Regions from separate parts of the Homo sapiens genome. Here region 2 is linked to region 1. A link is a contact called in ENCODE Hi-C or POLR2A ChIA-PET data. All regions are on one chromosome and are shown on one strand. Each heading gives the region's core, a stretch centred on a gene start or an enhancer-like site at or near the end of the contact. The rest is flanking DNA. Distances are from core to core; before and after follow the strand shown. Region 1 has its middle 42 kb from the start of LINC01107. Region 2 has its middle 36 kb from the start of LINC01937.

Region 1 (6,927 bases), core at 2,376-4,875:
TTTGAGAGTCTCCAGCCCCATCATGTTCAATCCCAGCTCAGCGGATTTTCACACCCAAATCACTGCCTCCTGCCCCCAAATCTGGAACTACCAGTTTAAAAAAAAAAAAAAAAAAAAAAAGTCTGTGAGATGGACGTGGCACTGAGGAGGGGAAGTAAGCCAGGAACCACACAGGGGACCAGGCGGGCGCCAGGCCCACCCAGTATCGCCACCCGGGGACGGCTTTAGCCACCCGAGCCTCCAGCGTGGGGGGAGCGTTCATTCTCTGAGGTCGTCATGAGGCTCAAAGGGAAGTGAACATACAGTGTTCTCAAGGTGTTACATTTCTAAAGTCATCTCAAGAGACAGCCAAGCAGAAGGCGAGAGGAAGGAAAAGGCGGTGTCCACACCTGCCGATGGACTCGGGGAAACGTGGACCCTCCGCGGTGTCCCAGGGACCCCAAGCTCCATGTTCCCCAGCAAGGCCTGGGTGACACCACCTCTATTTGGGCCAAGGTGAGACCACTATGGTGGGACCACTCCCGCAGCCCCTGGGACAGGACGGGACGCCCCAACAGGGAGCCCCTCCCCACCCACGTCCCGCCACCTCCTCCCAGCTTCCCAGCGCCCTCCCCAGCATCTGGCGGCCTGCGGAGCCTCCCACTCCGAGGAGGTCTCCTCCATGGACTCCAGGCAGAGGAGGACGCTGTCCTGCATGCATCGCTCCCTTCAATGTCCCATGCCCAGGAGGCTGCGCCACATTCTTGGCAGGCGGGGCCTGCCTCATCCTGCTTTGCTGTACATGTGGGCCCCATTTGCAGGGGGCACCGCGCTGGGGTGGAGGAGATCCAGAGGGGTGGCTGTGGGACTGGCCTTAAACACTTCCACCTGAGAATGTGGAGGGAACACCCCCCAAGGCGATGAAAGGGACCAGAGAGCAGGACGCTACGCACCAGGAAAAGAGGAGTGGAGAAGCCCCCAGTGTGAGAAGGCAGGAGGGGGTCCTGCGGAGGCCGTCAGTGCCGCTGCTGAGCCTCGAGACCCCCAGCAGGAGGCATGTGGGGGACAGGAGAGCAGTGGGGTGCAGGGCCAGCCCACTGCACCTTCTTGCCACTCAGGGCTGGCAGCTACCAGGCTACCCCAAGGAGGCCAACCCCCAGGCTCTCATCGTGGCTGCTGCCCCAGCATCCGTGGCAGCCCATCGCTACAGCATTGGTGGGGACATCTGCAGGCTCTGCCAGCCTGGAGCCCTGCCCTGCAGCTGGTGAGGCACCCCCACAAGGTGCCAGAGACCACCTGGTCCAACCATCACTTCCCACACAAACAAACCAAGATGCAGGTGTTTAGTTAGGCATCAACTAGCTTGGGTTAGTATCCGTTGCCTCCGGCAGCTCTTCCTTTCCTGGTCTGAGGGGCTCCAGTGAGGGCTCCAAACAGCCCAGAGTCTTATTACTTGTATTTGAAAACAAATGCACAAAGCCGCGGGAAGGGCAAAGCCCTCCCAGCACTGGCTGTGCCTAGTCCCTGCAATCTGACCTCACTGCTCCAATGCCATTAGCTCCAGAACAACCCCTCTTCTCCAGCAGCAAGGACTTCAGGACTCCCGGGCAGACCCACGCGGGGCAGCACCCCTGCAGATCCAAGCCTCATGCACTCTCTTCCACACCTGGGCCCCTGAGGCTCCTCCACGGACTGCTGCGTTTCCTATTTCTTCCAAGACAAAATGGACCCATTCACCTTTTTCCCTCATGTCCCTCTCTCCCTTCTCCTCCCTGGTCCCACTAAAAGTGTGAGCTTCCAATGCTTCCTGGGTTTGAAAAGTTTCACATGATATCAGTACACAGAGACAGTTCATTTTGGTATTTGGGCTCTTGTCAAGGTTAAAAACCAAAAAATGGATTGACCCATCACTAGACAAAATCAGAATAGTCAAAGAGGTGACGTCATGGGGGAAATTCCTAACTCACGCATGCGCCATGGTCTGTCTCCTGGTCTTTGTCATTCACACGTTTTAGATGAGCATTTATTTACTATGCCCATAATCTGTGCTGGGCACCGTGGGCCCAGAGATCCCTGAGGCACAGACCCTGTCTCCAAACGCAGGAAAACACAGAGATCGTGAGAAAGAATTGCAGCTTTCGTGGCAGAGTACACGGCACGCCTGTGTGGGGGTAGGCAAGGGCCTCTGAGCCAGGACAGGGTAGAAGGGACAGTGGAGGGTCAGGAACACCTTCCAGAGGGGCTCACAGGGAAGGAGAGGGAGGGAATGACCAGGGGAGAAACAGAAAGGAACAAGGCCAACTCCAAAGGCCAGAGCCCCTGGACACAGCGGGGCACAGGAGGCAGACAGGCAGAGCCAGGGATGGGGGATCCCACGGGGAACTGAGAGCGGGCACAGGGTTCAAGCACAGGCATGGCAGAATGTGCTGTGCATTGTTTCAAGGTCCTCTCGGTGGCTGCATAAGGAATGGACTGACTCAGAGTGACAGGGTGACCCAGAGACCCAAGAAAAGCGGCAGCAGGAGAACAACCTGTGGCACTTAAGATGCCCAGAGCCATCCTGCGTGCTTTGCAAACATGAGCCCATGAAATGCTTGCCACCACGCAGTGGGGTGGGCACTGACATTGCCCCGATTTACAGAAAAGGCATCTGGGACACAGAGAAGTTGGCCTGCCGAGGTCTGGGAGTGACCCCGAAAATGGAGCAGGGCCTGAAACCAGGCAGTGGTGAAGGGGTAGGAAGACAAATTTGGTACAGAAACACTTAGGACTCAGTGCCCAACCAGGGGCAGGAATCTGGGAGAGGTCTGGGATGACCCCCAGGTCCCTGGTTGGGGTAACTGGAAGAGCTCAGGGCTGTAGGGAGAAGAGTCTATTTAAAGGGGAATGGAGGGGTCCCACTGGGGGCGGGACAATTTGGGAACATTAGTGGGATGTTGGGGGAGGATTAGATCTATAAGTCATGGACACCCAGGTCAGCCCCAAAGGGTAAATGTGTGGGGTGAGTAGAGAGCTAAGAAGCCACAGGAGACCCCACATCACTGAGTCCTCCTGCCTGATGGCCCCTCCAGGCCTTGGGACAACCTGCCCTAGGATTCCTGATTCCCAGTTGAGGGGAGAGAGGCCTGGGGAGAGGCAGAGCTCTTAGAGCCCGGGAGGACATTCTTGCTTCAAGGCTCAAGTAGGGGGATGAGAAGGAGGACCCTTGGCCGAGAAATTTCATGCAGTAAGGAGGGCTCAGAGTGGCTTATGCGGGAAAGAGGAAGTTCAAGAGCACCATAAAGGGTTAGAATTTCAGAGAGGAAAAGAACCTCTTAACACTTCCAATAGGTGATTTTCTCTTAAAAAAAAAAAAAAGAAAGAAAGAAAAAGTTTAAGAAGAAACTTTACAAAGGGAAAACGTAATGTTCAACCTCTGGGCAAATTCTAGCGGAAAAAGGGAGAGAGAGGGGTGGGTGGGAGGCTAACACAATTTATGGGCCCTCAGAGCCGCGCCAGCTTGAGGTGGCGGAGCCTCTTGGCCCGGGGCCTGCCTGCTGACTTGAGCTTTGAAAAACAACTTCCTGTCAATAAATGTGAACAAAAGTTTGGACCCATCTTCAAAGTGATGAGTTATGCTGAAAGTATGTTCCTGCAAACGGGGGGAATGGATTGTTCCTGGCGCTTTGGCATTCAAGAGAGTTTATAAATAACCACTCAGCTCTGCTCGGGTTATGCCTGCTGGGAGTGCCCAGTGCCAGCAAGCAGAGGGAGACCTGGGGAGCGGGGCAGCACTCCCTGGTAGGGCTGGCACAAAGTGCCCAGAGAAGCGCAAGTCACGTCTTGGCGTGGGAGTAGGGGGCTTCCCCAAGCCTCTGTTCAGGGCTGGGCAACCGGGGACCCCCTGGACCAGCTCTTCCATTTGCATTTTGGAGGGAAAAAAGGAAGGAATGGATTCTACATGTGGTTTCCATCGGCCCAGAAAAGTAAAAACATGTGTCAGCGTTTCTAGCAGAAATGGTCCTTGTTATTTTAATGAGAAAGACCATAATTAGGGACAACAGTGAAAAAGAAGCCATGGGTCCCCTTTGTGCCCTCCCCTCAACCGATGGGGAGCAGTCGCCCCAATGAACAGTCCTCCTGCCCTTAACCTGCTCCACCAGCACGGGAGGAAGGGAGAAAGCTGGGGACAGGCAAGTCCTCCAGCTCCAACAGTTCCATTCTCAGGGCTGAAGGTGCCGCCCAAGCAGCTCATTTGTCAGCGTTTAAACATCATTACAACGTTAACGGCCTCTCTGATGCCAAAGAGTTGGCTTTGCACGCCTATAAATTAGAGTACATCAAACCAGAGTTTATTGAGTCTTGGCCAATCAGAAGTAAAACTTCCATAACTTTTTACAATTCTCTACATTCTTCCAATTATATTAAAATATTTATTTGCACCCTGCATGATATATATAAACGTTTTATTAAGAACATTTGAAACCTGGTTCTTTAAACAGAAAAAAGATCCACTCCATGCTGGCAGAGGTCCGGCCAGTATGTGCTGTGTCCAGTTGGTTTCATGGAGGGAAACAGCTCTGATTGGATTTTCGAGGGATTAGCAAGAAGGAGTGGCAGAGCACGAAGCTGGCTCCCAATTCATGGCTGCGCCTCCCTTAGCAAATCCCCTGCATTTGGTCGTGACACCAATGAGGAGCAGGTCCCTGTTTTGTCTCTGCCTGGGCTGGCCTGTCTGGAACAGTCTTCTAGGGTCACAGTGCACGTCTGCCTCTGGGCAGCTGCCTGACCCAGGCCTCCACGAGAGCAGGGAAGAGGCACAGAGACGTTCCATGATGGCTGGGTGAAGAAGCAGGCAGTCGGGGTGAGTTAGGTTAAAACCCAAAGCCCCTTCTGCCCGGCCCTTTCCTGGCTGTGTGCTGTGGGGCCTGGACTCCCCCTCTCTGAAGCTCAGTTTCCTGTCTCTAAAGTGGGTGTCACAATGACAGCCGCCACCATTCCTCCACTACCACAAGAATCATAGGTGGTGACCTGCCTCATATTCCCGAAACGTCTCTGCGCGGCAACATCCTCCTTTGAGCCTCGTCTCATCCCATCGTTGCCTCCTCCTGAAGGTCCTTCTGCTGCTGACACATCAAGTGCATGGGGACATCCGTAGCACGTGGCCAGCCAGGAGGACACTGAGGCCTGCCTGAGGCCCTATCTGTGGGTGTGATCATAACGCCACCAAGAACAGCTCTTGTGCTTACAGGGTGCTAAGTCCTGACCATCTCAGGACATCCTTCACACTGCCCTACAAGGTAGGGACTCTCGCTGCAGATGAGGGAGGTATCTCTCAGTGGGGTAAAGGGTTTGGCCAAGGCGGTACAGGTCGCCCTCAGGCTGGCCAGCGCGTAGCACTCCACAGCCACAGCAGACAGCATCACAATGAACTACTCAGGAGCAGGAGGGCAGGCTCAGGTCCCAGGAAGAGGAGTGTGGCCACAAGCAAGATTACCCGCCTGGCCTGGAAGGGACAACCGAGCAGAATTTGAAATAAGCAGCAGGGAAGAGATTCTGGTTTCTGTGGGGCCCTCATCAGAAACCCCATAGGGCCCTTCACCAGAAACCCTCTGCCTGCAGAGACCACCTGCAGATGGGGGCCTCAGCTGCCTGCAGTTGCCCAGGGCATGGAAGCACAAAGCTCATTTCTGTTACCACATCACTAACTGTAGGATTGGACCTCAACATGCATACTGGTTCTGGCACAAAAGGAGCTGATTTCTTGTTCTTGCAACTGTCCCAGGCAGGGGTTCCTGCTCAGCAGATGGTGCCTCTCCTAGAAGTAATTCAGGGACCAGCCACCTTCCATCCTAGGCCTCCATCACAGCCCTTGGGCCTCGCTGTGGTGTGCACCCCCAGCAGTCAGAAAAGAGGGAGACTGGGAGCACATCTCTGTGGCTGCAGGCGTCACTTTCTGCTGTTCTCTTGTCTACACTTTCTGTGTTTTGTTGGACAATCCAGTCGTCAGGCCGTGCCCACCTGTCATGTTGGATGGGAAATGTAGTCCAGCAGTATGTCCAGAGAGAAGGGAGAAATGATTTTGGTAAACAACCAACCATCTCCACTGCAGGTGATGCAGGCAAACCCAAAAACGGGGGCTCAGCCTGAGTTGGTTCTTGGCTTCATTCAGGGAAGAATTCAAGAGCAAGCCAACAGTGAAAGAAAGCAAGTTTATATAGCGTAGTGAACAGCAAGATGGCTGCTTCATTGGCAGAGCAGGGCTATCCCACAGGCAGAGGGGCCCAGAGTAGCACTTGTGGGTTGCTGGCTGGCTCTATTTATACCCACTCTTAATTATATGCTAAATAAGGGGTGGGTTATTCACAAACTTTCTGGAAGAGGGGTAGACTTTATCCAGTCTATCACTGATGGGCACTTGGGTTGGTTCCAAGTCTTTGCTATTGTAAATAGTGCTGCAATAAACATAGGTGTGCATGTGTCTTTATAGTAGAATGATTTATCGGAAATCCTTTGGGTATATACCCAGTAATGGGATGGCTGGGTCAAATGGTATTTCTGGTTCTAGATCCTTGAGGAATTGCCCCACTGTCTTTCACAATGGTTGAACTAATTTACGCTCAAGACTAGTGGGAAGAATTTCAACTGAGGTAGGAGACGTGACTGAGAGACCAAGGAGAGGAGAAGGGATGCGATGGCTAAGAATGGAGCCACAGAACTGGTGAAATCAGAGCTAAGCCCAGAATGACAAATAGCAAGTTTCAGTTGCAGAAGAAAAGGGTGATATGAACAGGATTTCCAAGGAGAAGCCGAGGCATGTGAAAAGGCACAAAGGCGTAAATACGTGGTGCTAGCCAGGGAATGGCAACCAGGCCAAAGAACTTGGGGTTCAGTTTTACCAAGAAGGTTATCATCACCCAGAAAAGCCCAATTAGGAGTCTTCGAATAGAACTGATTTCTAGACCGACT
Region 2 (6,927 bases), core at 1,628-4,127, 88 kb before region 1:
GTCACATTTCCTTCATTCAAAAACAATGTTGATTAGAAAATGCACCATTAACTTGATGTCACCTTTCCAGGAAAAAAAAGGCTATTATATTTAATATATGTAATGGTCATGAAAACATCCCAATTTCAGAAAAAAATAATAAGTGAACAGGTATATATGTATTCAAAATAAGTATACACATACATGCATACATACAGACAGCAGAGTTGATCCTTCACTCTGAGGATCTAAACTTGGTTTTGCCGATACATGGAGCATCTAGAAAAATCACAGATGCTTAGACATGGATGTTTTGTTACCAGCCACCTCCTGAACTCATATCCGTTCTAGTCATTTTTAAGTTGTCCCTGGAAAGACAATAACTCAGATCATCCTCAAATAATGAAAATAATGTCTCCTCTGTGTCATAGCTTGGTTTTTTTCTTGTCTTATCAACGGGGATTTTGTTGTGAGCCTCATTCTGGGCCACTTGGGTCGATCTCTTCTCTGCTATGCCTTTTCATCAGCAGACACGAGGAAGAGCGGCAGCCACCAGTCTTCTTAATGCCTGTACACCAAAGGTGGTCTTCCTGTTGCTTCATGTGATAAGCAGTTTATGCATCTGTGTGCAGCCAAGGGGAAGCCTCAGGCCTTCAGAGCTTTTTCCTTGTGGTGCTGTTGTTTTTTGACCTAAGTGTTTGAAAGATCCCTTCTTCCTTGCAGCTTAAGTGTTTTATTGGTGTATGTCGAGGGATGTGTTTCTTTCTGTATTCTATTTCTGTTGATTTAGCAGGTGCTGGGGGAGCTTCTGCAGACCCATCTTGCTGCCCTGCTGTGTCTCTGAATATGGTTTTCATCCCGTGGAGTCTGGCTCTGCCTTGAGGACACCCATAGTTCAGACGTTCCCCCATATGCAGTATCCTTTTATTCTCCTCTTGTTTAAAATCCCATCCACCCTTTTGCCTCGTCCCTATGCATTCTGGAGGCCTCCGGGCTCCCACTCCACATCACGAGGGAGCTTCCCGAAGGACCTGTTTTGCCTTTGACAGGACTTTAAATTCTGGAGTGACTGTCTTTGACTTCAAAACCACATTTCCTCCTCACACCAGGCCCCCTTTGTGTCTCTTCCTGCCTCTTAGCAGTCCTTCCCGTATGTGTTTTCTTATTCCTTCTTTCATCTCTAGCTATGCTTGTATTTTCTGTTCTAGATAACCTCATCATGGTGCATGGGCATCCATCAGCCCTGAGCTACTCTTGACTCAGGCAGCTCATGAAGCCGATTTCGCACCTGCTCTCTGAACACTGAGGTCACACTGGTGAGTTTCCTTGCTAAGCCTACATGTGTCCTTTGCTCTCATGGAGTACCGCTCCCTGTGGCATGTCACGGTGCCCCTACCCAGACGTCGCAGAGAGAGACAGTTCCCTTGAGGACACTGCTGTTTGCCAGGGCTGCATAGGTGTCATGTGCCTGCCATGAAGGCACCACAGATCCGTGCAGTGGCACCATTTCCAGCTCAAGAAGTAGCCCATCCCACTGCCTGACAGCTATTAGTGCCATTGGCCCAAGATCACTTTAGCCTGGGGGCTGGTCACACAAGTTAGGGGGTCATTATTGTGAAAATTTTATCTATTATAGCTGAGATATAATAGACTGTATATATTATCTGTGTCCTCTCCTCTCACCCCATCCTCTCGGCTGAGGCTGAGGAGGGTGGCCGAGTGTAACAGAAAGTGTTCATCAGGAGATAGATGGGGCTGTGGAGGGAGAAAGGGCAGCCAGGGCAGAGACAGACAGACACCGAACCTCAGAAAACACCCATTCTTGAGGACAGCATCAGGGTAGGATTTGAGGTCAGGCCAGGCAGATGACCCCCTTTAGATCCCAGGACTCTGGGCTCCATGACAGCAAATCTGGCCACAGTGTGTGTGTTGGCAGTGGGTGTGGGGCAGGGGGCGCTGCTGATTGGCAAGGGCTCTTAGGAGTGTCTGGCTCCTACCCCCTGTTGGAAAATACAGTACACTTATGCATGCTTTGAAATTGAACATCTGTCCCCAATAATGTATGGCAATGGACATTTTCATTTTGAGTTAATGAAATTTCCATTTTTTAATAAAAAAATAGATAATGAATGAGACTGACAACATGAATGAAAACTCTCAGTTCTCGAAAACAAGCAGCCAATCTCATCACCAACAGAACTCAAGAGTGTTCAGGACACCTCTGCAATTCCTCTGAGCAAGGCCCACACTGCGAACCCAGCCCTGCTCAGTCCAGTGAGCTTGGAGATCTAGCCAGCAGCAGTGCCCAGCTGTGGGGTGATGGAGAGTCCGGGGCTCATGGAGAAGGTGGCCTTGGGAACACATGTGTTAGGGGCCGAGGATGCAGGTGCACACTACCAGGGAGGATGGGATTGCCTTTGTAAATTAGATCTTCCTATTGCAGGTTTGTGCAGCCTGGCCTCTAATTCCTAGGCCAGAAATTAACTCCAAATTCCAGACTCAGGTCTCCCTGCTGACCTGTGAATGTGAGTCAACTAAAATGGTAGAAATAAGATTCTTCTGGTTTCATGGAACGTCTTGCAAGACTGAAGGCCACTGCAGTCAACTTCTGACCTTGAGGGGTACTCTCAGCTCAGATTCTTTGTAATTAATCCTACTCAACTTTGGTAAAGTGATGACAACAGAACTTAGTTTATGATCTCATTTATCACCCTCCTTGTCACTAAAATACGAGATGCAAGTGCTCCACCCAAATATTTGAAGAAAAGCCAGCGAATGCAAAGTGTAAATTCCTTCCCAGCATCATTGGCTTGTGAACTTGTCAAGGGGTGGCTCTGAGTGCTGAGCTCCTTGCAACTGCCTCCTGGGATTTGCTTGTGAAGAAAGGAAGGGAACAGATTCAAGTCAGATTTTGCCTTGGGAGCCCATCTTGCTCTAGGCCAAATTAAATGCATGTATTCCATTAGTATGTGGTAAGAGATTAAAATTATGATAGAATTGGCTGGTCTACAGTCTTCTAGAACAAAAAACGGCAACTGTTTGCTTGTGGGAGGGAAGCATTTGTGAGTTTTTAAAAATCTGAAAATGAGAATAAACATTCATATGACTCATGGATTAGTCAGACCGTGTATGTTTTTCCCCAACTCCCTGGAGCAACTGACATAATCAAGGTGCTCATTGGCTAAGTTGACCTTCTCCTCACCCACACTACTGAAGTAGAATCTAGTTGCCTTTCCTTAGCCTCCACCCGCACAAGCGTCATCCTGGCTGTTCTAAGCAATGACAACAATGGACAAACATAGAGGATGAGGCAGACATTCAGAGTTGTGCAACTTAGTATTATGCCCTAGTTTGTGCAAGAGGGTCAAGTCTGGTGTTTCTGGGTAATTTCTCAAATATGTCTGGAAAATATTTTTTACACTTTTTTCCCCCAGATGGCAGAATTCGAACAACATGTGGAAGATTTATGAACAACATTTTGGGCTCAGTATAGGGAAAGACTTTCTAAAGAGAGTTGCCCACCCATGCCAAAGTCCATCTCGAATTATCCCAACTTGAAAGCATTTTCAGTGGGAGCTGAACAACAATCAGTCAGGGATGCTTTCAAGGGGTGGACTTCAGCAGTCACAGTTGGTGACCTGCCCATAGGCCCCCGCGGCCTCCAACTGGAGGTGCTTGCAGCTCTGTCTTAAGGCTTTCTCTGCAAGGAGGATCAAGCCAGAAATACCAGGGAGTTAAAGGCACCCCTGGGAACAACCCTCACCCAGTGACTGACAAGAGTTGGTGGGTAAAGACCCCAACTTTCTTACTCCTCAGGTTGGCCAACACTGATGCACATTCTATAATTGGCCGGAGGTCCCCCGTGGGATTGGGCCCAGCCCCCACAGCAGTCAATGATGCTCCTTCTTGCATTTTTCCGATCTTTCATTCTGCATTCACCCAACAGTGCTTCCTGGAATCACCCTCAAAATAATTACTTGTGCTCAAATCCTTGTCTCAGGGGCTGCTACTGGGGGAGCCCATCCTAAGAAAGGGGGTTTGTGCATTGGGTGGTTAGGTTGTGGGAGGAAAAAAAATGAATCTCACCCTCTGGAACCTTGAAATCTAAACCTAGGAAGAAGAAAAAGAAAGACAATTGATACTGGTTTGAAGATGAAGAGGCTGGAGTCAGGATCAACTGAGCAACCACTGACCATGCCCTGAGGACCAGGAAGAACTGAGGACCAGGAAGACGTGCCCCAGGTATGACGGACACTCAGAGAGTAGCCCTGCATTTCCCAGAGGAAATACATCCTGAATCCCAGAGATGATTGCAGGTGAAACTTCACAGCTACTTCTTACACCTCTGACTCAAGTTTGTTCTTTAATTTCCAAGGGCTTCCTATGCTATATCTATGTAAAGACAGTGAATGCACAGTAATGGTGGCATTGCAAATCAATGGGGAAAGCATGAGTTAGTTACTAAGTGGAGTTTAGGTACTAACATTTATAATTAATCTGTGTCTTAAACTAAAATCATTTCAATTGTGATTAACATATTAAATATTAAAGAAAAGATTATAAAACTCTTAAAATAGATGATAATCGAATATTTATATGACCATAGATGGGATGGAGAATTTCAAGGTGACCCCAAGGCAAAAACTGTAAGAGAAAAACTGATAGATAAGTCAACCTAAACATGTAAGACTTCTTTATGTCAACGATGAAATAAAAAGGGAAATGATGAAATGGAAACAATATAAATACAAATTGTTAATGGTCTTCATATAGAGATTGCATTTAAAATTCAATAAGCTATGGAATAAGGTGTGCTAAGCACACGAATATGCATACTATATAAAGTAGGGGAAAGTTTAATCTCATTAATAATTTTTTTAAATGACATGTTTTCCTACGATAAAGGAAAGGTCTATGAAATGTAGTGTCCCAGATTGGTGAAAAACGTGAGAAGGCAAATCAATACTATCCTGAAGACTAGGTAGACATGAAAATTATTCTGAACTGAAGACTGGCAATACACACATGCAGTAGAAGCTCCAAAAATAGGCCCTTTAGCCCAAGGGTCCGCAGTCCCTGGGCCATGGAGCAGTACTGGTCCACAGCCTGTTAGGAACCTGGCTGCACAGCAGGAGGTGAGTGGTGGGCTAGCGGCGCTCCGCCTACTGTCAGATCAGCAGTGGCATTCAATTCTCATAGGAGTGCAAACCCTATTGTGAACTACACATGTGAGGGATCTAGGTTGCAAGCTCCTTATGAGAATCTAATAATAAATGTAATGCACTTGAATCATCCCAAAACCATCCCCCAGCCCCATCTGTGGAAAAATTGTCTTCCACAAAACCGGTCCCTGGTCCCAAAAAGGTTGGGGACTGCTGCTTTAGCCCATGAAGTGGCCCATTCTACTTCTAGAAATTCAATACTCTTTTTCTCCAAATGTAAGCCATGTCCAAAAAATATATCACAAAAGATGTTAATAACAAAACTGTTTCTAAGGAGGAAGTATGAGAATAGAAACAACCATCTAGAAACATGAATTCAATTAAATAAAAATTTTACACAATAAGATAGTATGTAGCCATTAAAACAATGTTGAAGCAATGCATATATTGGTATTGAAAATGTTCATAAAATGTAGTTAGGTGAAATCATAAGTGAAACTTTTAGTGGGAAAGCATACTTAAACATAAATAGACTCTGAAAGCTACCAGCAGTTGCTTCTCAGTGAGTGGGATTATCATTGGTTTGGCTACTATATTTTCTGACTTCGGTAAAAATCTATTACTTTGGGGGTAAGAAAAATAAGTTCTGAAATTTCATTTTGAATAAAAATAATAACAATAAATCATCTATACATTCAACTAAGACAGTAAAAAAAGGGGACAAATATTTCTAATTTGAAAATACAAAAGGAAGGAAATAATACAGAATAAAAAATAAATCAAGAAATTATGAAAAAGAACAGTGCCATTAATAAATAAAACCATGTGCTCTCTGAAACAGCAATAAATAGACAAAAAAGAAGAATAAAAATATGCATGTGCACTATTATCTCAATTATGTTTAAAAGCATAGAAAATACTCAGAAGAAAACATGCAAGATATTAAATGCCACATCTGGTCATTGCACTCATATATTTTTTCTGTAATTTTATATTTTATTTTCCAAATATTCTACAATGACCATGAATTCATTTTGTAATCTTAAATTGATACTGGAAATAAGCATGAAGGAAAAACATGGAGTTTTAAGTGAAAACACTGACGGTGGAAATGATAGATGGCTAACATAGGCTAAGGTAAAACTTAACATCAGCACTGGCAGAACCACAGACGTAGGTAAGGCATATTCCTACTCTGACCTATGCCCTTGACTTGGAGTCCCCAGGATCTAGGTGTCTCCAGTGCCCCCCATATGGTTCAAGGCAGAATGGCACATGAAGCAAGGGATGGCAGAAGGGAGAAGGTAGAGCAGAAAGCATGGGGCTGTGCACAGCAGGACAAAAGGAAATCTGGACAAGTGGAAAGATCAGAAGGTACAAGTCCAGATTCCCAAATAAAGGAGTGATTATGGGCCCTGCTAAGGAAAGGATTAGGCTCCCAGGTGATAATCGTAAGCAGCTGCAAGGGGAAGCTGTAAAGAGTCAGAAGTAAGGCAAGAGCATCGACTGGACCCAACAACAAGGACAGTTGCAAGATGGGCAGCATGCTATAAGAAATGATGATGCCCTCAATGGAGGTAGAAAGTGCACTTCGCTCTTCAAGTTGTTTTTTATAAATGTATGTGTTTAAAGTTCCTGTCCTTTTCATTAACTTGTTAATTTCTATAATTAAGTGTTCGTTCAAGTTGCAAGTTATTTAGTTATTTGTATATTAAAAGGTTATAGGTATGTTAAATCAAACATTCCAGGGTTTTTCAAAGCACAGTGATCAAACTGTTGGATTTGA

What was found. Hi-C counts contacts between places; a loop is a spot of excess contacts on that map. ChIA-PET counts read pairs that join two places held with the same protein, here RNA polymerase II (POLR2A). Pooled maps may share reads with other maps.
Region 2: a map of ascending aorta shows a loop between it and region 1 (4-fold over the local background). The contact joins two enhancer-like sites. A Hi-C loop is called at or near these places in 3 of 168 maps with a recorded cell type or tissue (PC-9, ascending aorta and prostate gland) and 9 of 50 pooled maps. POLR2A ChIA-PET finds 5 or more read pairs at or near these places in 1 of 52 experiments (MCF 10A).

The regions. Positions count from the first base shown.
Region 1 is chr2:238,593,994-238,600,920 of GRCh38, reverse strand. No RefSeq gene overlaps it. Among named protein-coding and RNA genes, the nearest start is that of LINC01107, 42 kb to the right of the region's middle. RefSeq lists an enhancer at 570-1,085. Within about 2 kb of position 3,625, at least 18 of the 41 ENCODE cell types and tissues checked have a DNase peak (open chromatin) inside an H3K27ac peak, as active enhancers do; they include ascending aorta, where a contact is called at or near this core.
Region 2 is chr2:238,680,906-238,687,832 of GRCh38, reverse strand. No RefSeq gene overlaps it. Among named protein-coding and RNA genes, the nearest start is that of LINC01937, 36 kb to the left of the region's middle. RefSeq lists an enhancer at 2,812-4,011. Within about 2 kb of position 2,877, at least 7 of the 41 ENCODE cell types and tissues checked have a DNase peak (open chromatin) inside an H3K27ac peak, as active enhancers do; they include ascending aorta, where a contact is called at or near this core.